Regions from separate parts of the Homo sapiens genome. Here region 2 is linked to region 1. Evidence: chromatin contacts called from ENCODE Hi-C or POLR2A ChIA-PET data. All regions are on one chromosome and are shown on one strand. The core of a region is the stretch at or near the end of the contact, and the rest is flanking DNA. Distances in the headings are between cores, read along the strand shown. Region 1 holds the start of XXYLT1-AS1 (XXYLT1 antisense RNA 1). Region 2 overlaps XXYLT1 (xyloside xylosyltransferase 1).

The links. Hi-C counts contacts between places; a loop is a spot of excess contacts on that map. ChIA-PET counts read pairs that join two places held with the same protein, here RNA polymerase II (POLR2A). Pooled maps may share reads with other maps.
Region 2: a loop to region 1 is called in a pooled map, with 2.4 times the contacts of the local background. The contact joins the enhancer-like site here to the promoter of XXYLT1-AS1 in region 1. A Hi-C loop is called at or near these places in 1 of 168 maps with a recorded cell type or tissue (IMR-90) and 3 of 50 pooled maps. POLR2A ChIA-PET finds 5 or more read pairs at or near these places in 1 of 52 experiments (activated B cell).

What each region holds. Positions count from the first base shown.
Region 1 is chr3:195,091,806-195,096,501 of GRCh38, reverse strand. It overlaps XXYLT1-AS1 (XXYLT1 antisense RNA 1), which reads right to left and starts at 1,914. Exons shown (of 4, transcript NR_104188.1): 1 at 1,824-1,914; 2 at 1,125-1,217; 3 at 795-903; 4 at 445-582. All of the region lies in intron 3 of XXYLT1 (xyloside xylosyltransferase 1), which reads left to right. RefSeq lists enhancers at 330-1,529, 1,994-2,043, 2,114-2,283, 2,404-2,473.
Region 2 is chr3:195,207,811-195,212,506 of GRCh38, reverse strand. The region is part of intron 2 of XXYLT1 (xyloside xylosyltransferase 1); the gene reads left to right. Among named protein-coding and RNA genes, the nearest start is that of XXYLT1, 61 kb to the left of the region's middle. RefSeq lists a silencer at 418-591 and an enhancer at 105-686. Within about 2 kb of position 2,051, at least 23 of the 41 ENCODE cell types and tissues checked have a DNase peak (open chromatin) inside an H3K27ac peak, as active enhancers do; they include IMR-90, where a contact is called at or near this core.

The DNA of each region.
Region 1 (4,696 bases), core at 665-3,164:
TTTGTCAGCATGTGCGTCTGTTACGTACACGTGTGCGTATGTGCATGTGTATTATGTAAGTGCACATGGGCATGGTCGTGTATATATACGTGTGTGTGTTGGGGACGCACTGGGAACAGAGCATGGTGTCTGCGTCACATGTTGTTTCTCCGCACCTGGAGGCCTCTGAGTGCTGTGTCTGCGCCACTGTCACCAGCCTCCCCGTCTGGCCACACAGATCCTCCTGCTGTGCATGGGCTGCAGCCATGCTAGAGGGACCCTCCAATCTCCCCTAGGTGGCCCCAGGCTTAGCAGGTACTCTATAAAAGTATGTTGAGACAGTGTACTTTTCTGCTTAAGGTCAAAGGGCTTTGCTTTTGTCTGTGTGTGGAGAGCCGTGGCGGCTGGGAGAAGGCTGGGTGGGTGTCCATAAACGCGTGCTAAGGATGGAGCCATCCATCAACCTTATTTCTCCTCTTGCCTTTGCTTAGACCATAGCGTGGACACTGCTATATATTACATATTGAATTGGGTTCCCGGAGCCTCTGGCCTCTCCCCGGAAACAAGTAAGACCTTCTCTGAAGCTGCTTGAGTTCCTGTGGGCTGGAAACAGGGCAGGGAAAGAGAGGTTTGCTAACTGGTTCCTTCCCAGCCAGATGTGGTTAACGTGGCCTCTGAAAGCACCTTACTCATCCCTGTTGAGCTGCTGACCTGCAGCTCCACATGTACCCACTCTGATTCACTGAGACTCACTCCCCCTCCAGTGAAGGCTGCCCCACCCGCAGATCAGGGGACCGCACGTGTTAGGGCCTTACCTAGGGTTCCCTGGCCACTGCCGCCTGCAGGCCCTCGCTTTGTTGTGGCTCTTCCCAAGAGTCATCAGGCGCTGTTGCTCACGCATAAGCACACAGGTGACAAAGTCCCCTGAAGAATTGCCCACCAGTGTGACCTGAACGACCCCTTTCCCCAACACCACACATGAGCACTCAAACTGGATGTGGAGGCCCGGCTGTAAGAGTGCCCATCTGCAAGGCTCAGCTCTAGGAGCTGTCCCCCTGCCTTCCCTGACCATATGGGGCACAGGTTCTGTGCTGGCCCCAGTCCCAGATGGTGGAAGGCAAGGAAGGAGAACCCACATCACCCACCTGCCGTGCACCGGGGGGTTCGCGTATGACTTTGTTTAATGCCCTGGCAGAGTCTTCTGAGGCATTACACTCACCACCGCCACAGGGAGAAGACTGGAGCAAGAGGAAGAGAATTTGCATTTGCGAGTGCACGCTGCGTTCCCGCGACAGCCAGACACTGCATTACCTCATGCAGCCCTCACGGCAGTCTCATGAGATGTAATGCTTAGTTCTGGTGGAGCTGGGGCCAGAACACACTTTCCCTGACTCAGAGTCCTCACTCTTACCTCCACCTTCTCACTACTCAAAAGTGTGGCCTGCAGACCAGTAGCGTTGGTATCACCTGGGGGCTTGTCAGCGATGCGGAATCCCAGTCTGCATTTTAACCAGATCCCGGACACACATTTCCCCCGCACAGTAAGGTCTGGGAAGCACTGCCCTGCATCTAGTAACTCTTATGTGAGAGAACCCTGGGAGGGGAGGTGGAGGCCAGTGGGGTTAGCTGAGAAAACCTTCTGGAGGGCCAGTGGCAGAGCTGAGCCACAGAACAGGTGCGTGGTGGAGCAGAGGCAGCATTTGCTAATCAGAATGGCATCTGCGATGCCTTCGCAGGCTGTGTGGAGAGGGGAAGGTGCGGCCTTGTGGCCCCTTGTCTGTGTGGAAGGGCAGGCGACTCTGTGGGGGAAGGGTGGCGTGGAGACGGGAAGCGTGATTACCCACACAGGCCTCGAGCACCCGCATCCAGGGACCACGGCCGCCAGGAGGGGCTGGACTCTCTCAGGAGAAGCGTGCGTCTGGGAATCCCCGCTGAGGGGGCTTGTGAATGTGGGATCGAAGCGCTTAGATCTTGGCTTCCGGAGGTCTCCGCGGGTGTCCAGCTTTGTACAGGGTGTGGGGATGAGTCTGCCGACCGGACTCCCATGTCAGCTTTGTGTCTGGACAGAACAAGGGGCGAGGAAGCCTGGTCGGGCCACTCTGGGCCTGCATGCGTGTGGGCAGGTGTCTGTTGGTCTTGGGCAAAGGGCGAGGTGACACTGAGGGCGTGAGGGAGGAGGCCCCAAGAGAGCAGGGAAGCGTGGAAGATGCCAGCTGGCCTGGGGGCGTGGATGTGGGTTTCAGCAGAGTGCAGACAGGCAGTGGGGCGTGGGGCCTCCTTGGGGCCTCGCTGGGCTGTGTCGGGTGCTTGCTTTCTTTTCTCCTTTGCCTCCTTCCAAGGTGCGTCCACAGCCAGCGTTTCTTTATGCTTTTCCCTCAGTCTGAGACCTAGGAACAGGAGAGGCCAGTGCTGTGAATTTCATGTTTCATGGCCTCCCCAGCAAGCCAGCCCACGAAATTCCACACAGGGAGGAGGAAGAGGAGGAGGAGGAGGAGGAGCTGCCACTGTCCCCGAGGGGAGCAGCTGACACTCTCCCCTTGACTGCACCAGGCCTTGGGGGTATGGCGCCTCCACGGACGTGGGCTGGGGGAGGATAGGCTCCTAATTAGTTTGGATGCGCTTGGAGTCAGGGCACCTTTTCCCCAGTGGGCAGTTCTGCACCCTGAACAGCTGTGGGGAGAAGGGCAGCGGGAGGACGGCCAGATAATTCCAGAAGAAAGGCTCCAGGAGTGGCAGCAGAACTGCTGTTATTTTCGGAGGAGTCTAATTACTTTCCCCAGGTAATGGCTTGAAGTAGCATCTAATTTTATTTATTTATTTATTTATTTATTTTTATTTTTTTATTATACTTTAAGTTCTAGGGTACATGTGCACATTGTGCAGGTTAGTTACATATGTATACATGTGCCATGCTGGTGCGCTGCACCCACTAACTCGTCATCTAGCATTAGGTATATCCCCCAATGCTATCCCTCCCCCCTCCCACCACCCCACAACAGTCCCCAGAGTGTGATATTCCCCTTCCTGTGTCCATGTGATCTCACTGTTCAATTCCCACCTATGAGTGAGAATATGCGGTGTTTGGTTTTTTGTACTTGCGATAGTTTACTGAGAATGATGATTTCCAATTTCATCCATGTCCCTACAAAGGACAGTAACTCATCATTTTTTATGGCTGCATAGTATTCCATGGTGTATATGTGCCACATTTTCTTAATCCAGTCTATCATTGTTGGACATTTGGGTTGGTTCCAAGTCTTTGCTATTGTGAATAATGCCACAATAAACATACGTGTGCATGTGTCTTTATAGCAGCATGATTTATAGTCCTTTGGGTATATACCCAGTAATGGGATGGCTGGGTCAAATGGTATTTCCAGTTCTAGATCCCTGAGGAATCGCCACACTGACTTCCACAATGGTTGAACTAGTTTACAGTCCCACCAACAGTGTAAAAGTGTTCCTATTTCTCCACATCCTCTCCAGCACCTGTTGTTTCCTGACTTTTTAATGATTGCCATTCTAACTGGTGTGAGATGGTATCTCACTGTGGTTTTGATTTGCATTTCTCTGATGGCCAGTGATGATGAGCATTTTTTCATGTGGTTTTTGGCTGCATAAATGTCTTCTTTTGAGAAGTATCTGTTCATGTCCTTCGCCCACTTTTTGATGGGGTTGTTTGTTTTTTTCTTGTAAATTTGTTTGAGTTCATTGTAGATTCTGGATATTAGCCCTCTGTCGGATGAGTTGGTTGCGAAAATTTTCTCCCATTCTGTAGGTTGCCTGTTCACTCTGATGGTAGTTTCTTTTGCTGTGCAGAAGCTCTTTAGTTTAATTAGATCCCATTTGTCAATTTTGTCTTTTGTTGCCATTGCTTTTGGTGTTTTAGACATGAAGTCCTTGCCCATGCCTATGTCCTGAATGGTAATGCCTAGGTTTTCTTCTAGGGTTTTTATGGTTTTAGGTCTAACGTTTAAGTCTTTAATCCATCTTGAATTGATTTTTGTATAAGGTGTAAGGAAGGGATCCAGTTTCAGCTTTCTACATATGGCTAGCCAGTTTTCCCAGCACCATTTATTAAATAGGGAATCCGTTCCCCATTACTTGTTTTTGTCAGGTTTGTCAAAGATCAGATAGTTGTAGACATGCGGCGTTATTTCTGAGGGCTCTGTTCTGTTCCGTTGGCCTATATCTCTGTTTTGGTACCAGTACCATGCTGTTTTGGTTACTGTAGCCTTGTAATATAGTTTGAAGTCAGGTAGTGTGATGCCTCCAGCTTTGTTCTTTTGGCTTAGGATTGACTTGGCGATGCGGGCTCTTTTTTGGTTCCAGATGAACTTTAAAGTAGTTTTTTCCAATTCTGTGAAGAAAGTCATTGGTAGCTTGATGGGGATGGCATTGAATCTGTAAATTACCTTGGGCAGTATGGCCATTTTCACGATATTGATTCTTCCTACCCATGAGCATGGCATGTTCTTCCATTTGTTTGTATCCTCTTTTATTTCCTTGAGCAGAGGTTTGTAGTTCTCCTTGAAGAGGTCCTTCACATCCCTTGTAAGTTGGATTCCTAGGTATTTTATTCTCTTTGAAGCAATTGTGAATGGGAGTTCACTCATGATTTGGCTCTCTGTTTGTCTGTTGTTGGTGTATAAGAATGCTTGTGATTTTTGTACATTGATTTTGTATCCTGAGACTTTGCTGAAGTTGCTTATCAGCT
Region 2 (4,696 bases), core at 802-3,301, 120 kb before region 1:
CCTGTTCGCATGGGGCTTGGGGACCCTGCCCCAGAAGACTCACTGTCTTCTGAAGGGCTGTCCTGGGAAACTGGAACCCAGCCTGTTCTGTGTGTCCCCAAAAGGCCACACCAGGTGCAGCTGACCAGAATTTAACTCCGTTACCACGTTTCTGTGAGCCTGTGGGCAAGGCCCTTTTCTTCCCAGTGGCAGATCCTCGCATCCCATCCTGTCGGATCCGATCCCATCGGATCCAGCAGCCCTGGCTTCAGCCTGCACTGTGCTGTCACTCACCCTACCGTGGCCACCCCCGCTTCCTGCTCCCTCCACCTGGGCCACTCTCCCGGTGGCATTCCATGGCTTGCCCCCTCTCCTCCTCCAGATCTTCCCGGTGGCATTCCGTGGCTTGCCCCCTCTCCTCCTCCAGATCTTCCCATGGCATTCCGTGGCTTGCCCCCTCTCCTCCTCCAGATCTTCCCGGTGGCATTCTGTGGCTTGCCCCCTCTCCTCCTCCAGATCTTCCTGGTGGCATTCTGTGGCTTGCCCCCTCTCCTCCTCCAGATCTTCCTGGTGGCATTCCGTGGCTTGCCCCCTTTCCTCCTCCAGATCTTCCTGGTGGCATTCTGTGGCTTGCCCCCTCTCCTCCTCCAGATCTTCCTGGTGGCATTCCGTGGCTTGCCCCCTCTCCTCCTCCAGATCTTCCCGGTGGCATTCCGTGGCTTGCCCCCTCTCCTCCTCCAGATCTTTGTGCAATGAGGCCATCCCTGGCCGTCCTGTGTGAAATCGTGCTCATCTTCTGTGATGAAGGGCCCTGGCCCTTCCTTGCTTTCTTTCTCTTCATAGTTCTTATCGTCTGCTCATGTGGAATGGATTTTGCTTTTTTTTGTTTGTTTTGATCATCTATCTGCCCCACCCAGATGTAAGCTCCATGGGGGCAGGAAGTTCTGTGTGTTTCATTCACTGCTGTGTTCCCAGTTCCCAGAGCGATACAGACACATAGTAGGCAGTCAATAAATATTCATCAAATGAATTAAATGAATACCGTTTTGTTAGGTGTTATCTTGAACTACTTTATTTTAGGGGTCCCCTCAGTCTGCCAGAGCTGGCTCACTGCCTTCGCCCTTTTTCTTCTTTTGAGATGGAGTCTTGCTCTGTCACCCAGCCTGGAGTGCAGAGGCTCGATCTTGGCTCACTGCAATCTCCACCTCCTGGTTCAAGCGATTCTCCTGCCTCAGCCTCCCAAGTAGCTGGGATTACAGGCGTGAGCCACCACGCCCGGCTAATTTTTGTATTTTTAGTAGAGACGGGGTTTCACCATGTTGGCCAGGCTGGTCTCGAACTCCTCACCTTAGGTGAGTCACCTGCTTCAGCCTCCCAGAGTGCTGGGATTACAGGCGTGAGCTACCATGCCCGGCCTGCCTTTGCCCTTTTTCTGAACCCCACTGGAGAACCTTTGGGGGTGGAATCCCGCAGCTTCTGGTGAATCCAGTGGACTCTGAACACTCCTTAGGGTTAGTCACAACCAGGAGCTTGAATTTGTGGGATAGCCATTTCTTGATGGTTCCCCAAGCCTGGAGAACTCTGATTCCTGCTGTGGCGGGTGCTGCCCTTGACTGTCAGCGTTCAGCTGGGGGGAGGAGCAGGGGTTCTTGGTGTGGAAGAAAGCAAAGGAAAAAACAGACATTCAGGAACTTGCCTGAGTGAAAACATCTGAACAAATACTGAACAAAGGGTATAAACATGTGTCCAGTGATTTCAGTGAAAACTATTTTCTGGCAGCTCTTATGGAGCAAATTTGAGGCATTTCGGTTCTCTTATTCTGAAGAGGGACAGCTGAGCAAATTTGTCATAAAATGCTAAAAATAGTAACGTGGTAGAGACCATTTTCTACTAATTTAATGCCAGAAGCTCTTTCTAAGCTAATGAAAATAGTTGCCAAATTGGTTGAACAGTAATATTTCCCGTTTTGGTCCCCTTCATTAGATTCTGTCTTTTAATTTGTCAAGATCTTCTTTTAAATTCTTGGCTATCGGTCAAAGGCATCAGCTGGCTCTTATTACTTCTTGCCAGGACGTCAGCCAACTTTTTTCTGGGCCTCGCCTCACCCATGAGGAGTCCGTCCTCCTGCCCACTGTGTTCAGGGCACTGGGGCACGACAGCAGTCCTGCCCTTGGGGAGCTCACCTTCCGGTTGGTGGAGGGACCCCAAGTGAGTGGGTGTCACACAGGGAGCAAGAGGCGAGAGGTCAGCAGAGCAGCGTCCTGTCCTGTCCTGACTTCAGCGGGGTGTGGGGGTTGTTTGCACGGAGAATGCACCAGGTGCTGTCAGTTCTGTCAGGGCACAGAGAGGAAGCTTTGAGGAGGATGAGGAGAGGTTAGCCTTGAAGGCTTGGGGTGAAGGCTGGGGGAGGGGCCGAGCAGGCATTCTGGGCCAGGGTGTGCGGGCGGCCGGGGCCTCAGCCTGGACTGCAGCTGCTGCTGCCCAGATGGTGTCAGATCCCTGTGTGTCCCTCTGGTGTGTTTGCCAAGCCGCCTCTGGGGCTGACTCTGCTGAGCGTCTTCTCTTTGTCCCGAACTTTGTGCACTGTCCCTGGCTGGAGAAGACTCATTTCTGTACTCAAGTCCTGTGTGTAGTTGCTGATGGCCAGGTCCTGCTGGTCAGCCGCCTTGGACGGAGTCTCGGGCCTGCTTTTCCGTTTTCTGTCCCCTTACTCTGGCTTCTGGATAGCCTTTGGAATATTCCGGGCGATAGCTGGGCCTCCAGAGAGAGTGGGCTGCAGGGTGTGGGCCCGGCCTCCCCTTGCCTGGCGGGTTTTCCTGGTCAGCGTTCCTGCTGCTCCCCGGTCATCCCTCCTGTGCTGCAGCCTTTTTCTCTGGTTCAGACCCACACTCTGCCGTCCCACTGCCTGGGCTTGCTGAGCTCTCCGTTCTGGCTTGAAGGCCTCGCCCGAGCCCTGTCACCGGCTCTGCCTGTCAGGAGGGCCCAAGTGTGCGGCTTCGGTGGGGCTGCCTGACACTGACCTCTGGGGTTGTAAAGGTCCCAGAGGGTCCTAAGTCGGGCCTGATGTGGCTGAGATGGCAAGAGCCGGAACGTTTCTGTAAAATCTGAAAGCCCTTGATGGGGCCGAGGGGGTGAGGAGGATTCCCACCCTGTGTGGACAGGAGCACGCAGCAGCGGAGTGACTCCACCACGTGAGTGGGGTCCAGCGGGTGTGGCACTCGATGACAAGACAGTTTGAGAGCGGCTTGTCTCCGGGGACCTGGCGTAGGTCTCCTCTGCCTTAACCCTTGGCTTTTGCACTTCCTCTGTCTGTCCTCCATACAGGCTTCTTGCCCTAGTGAGGACTGGCTTCTTAACAGGGTGAGCCGGTTCCTGTCCTAACCCCACTGGCATCTTACACTCTGGGAGATAGCTTCCCCCTGAGAGGCGAGTGAGCCACGTAAGGGGAGGTGGGCGATGGCTTCCCTTCTGTCTTGGGTTGGGGGAGTCAGGTACAGTATTTTTTCTTTTAAAGCATCATTGATCACATAATAAGGTTTGTCATAGTCCTTAATCACAGACCTGTGAAATTTGGAGAATTCACGGCACCTAGGATGGGAGTGAGCTTCTGATTGTGAGCTGATTTGGGAGCTAACCTCAAGGAAACTCCTCTTGCAAGCCCCCTGCTGGGTGTCGTGGCCCTCGCCCAGTGACCTCCCGGGGACTCTGGACGCTCTTTGTCTGCCCTTCCTTTTCCCTCACCTCGCTCCCCCGTGAGAAAGTGGGACTCATGCAGCTCAGCTCAGTGACAGAGGGTTTATTAGGGGTAGCTCTGGGACCCATCTTTTGGTGATTTCTTCTCTCTCTTTCTCTAATGGAATAATTGTTTCTGTCTACACTTCTTTATTTTCTCCTCTCTACAGCTGCCTTCTAAAAATGTGCTTTTCTGTTCCTGCAGAACTGAAGCTTGCATGGCCTTTGTTGTGACTTTCCCGTCACGAGCGTTGTCTCTTGGTATTTTCCCATAGGCCAGCCTGCAGGTCATACGTTGTTCATTTTTTTTGTTGTGGTTGGTCCAGTCAGCCAGGACCAGAGCAGGTGGGACCATGTGGTGCCACACGCAGCCAGCTGGGCCTCTTCGGCAGGCGTGTGGGCAGTGGGCAGGTGGGCTGACTGCCACTCTCAGATATAGAGCTGACACCGAGACTGGATGCTGTGCTGTGCTAGGCACAGGAGGGGAGGGGAACAGATGTGAGTCAGATGTGCGGTTTGCCCTCACAACTTCACTTTCTAGTTGGGGAATTGGACATTTACATAAATGTACAAACACCTGTCATACAAAAAAGAAAGGAATAGGTGTCATCCAAATACCACCTCTGTTGGGGTATGTGGTGGGCAGCCTCTAACACGGCCCCCGGTCATCCCTGCCTCCTAGGAGTCGTGCCCTGGTGGGTCCCTGTCCCTTGATGTAGGCTGGACTTATTGACATGCTTCTAGTGAATAGAATCTGGCAAAAGTGATGGCCTGTCACTCTGGGACTGTGTTATAAAAGCCTGCTGCTTCTGTCTTGGGCACTTTCTGTCTCTCTCTCTGAGCCTTGCCTGGAGGAATTCAGCTGCCATGATATGAGCTGCCCTGTGGAGAGGCCTGCATGGTGAGGAACTGATGTCTCTGGCCAGCAGCCAGGGAGGATCTGAGGCCCACCAGCAGCCACACGAGTGAGAGGGGAATTGAGTCT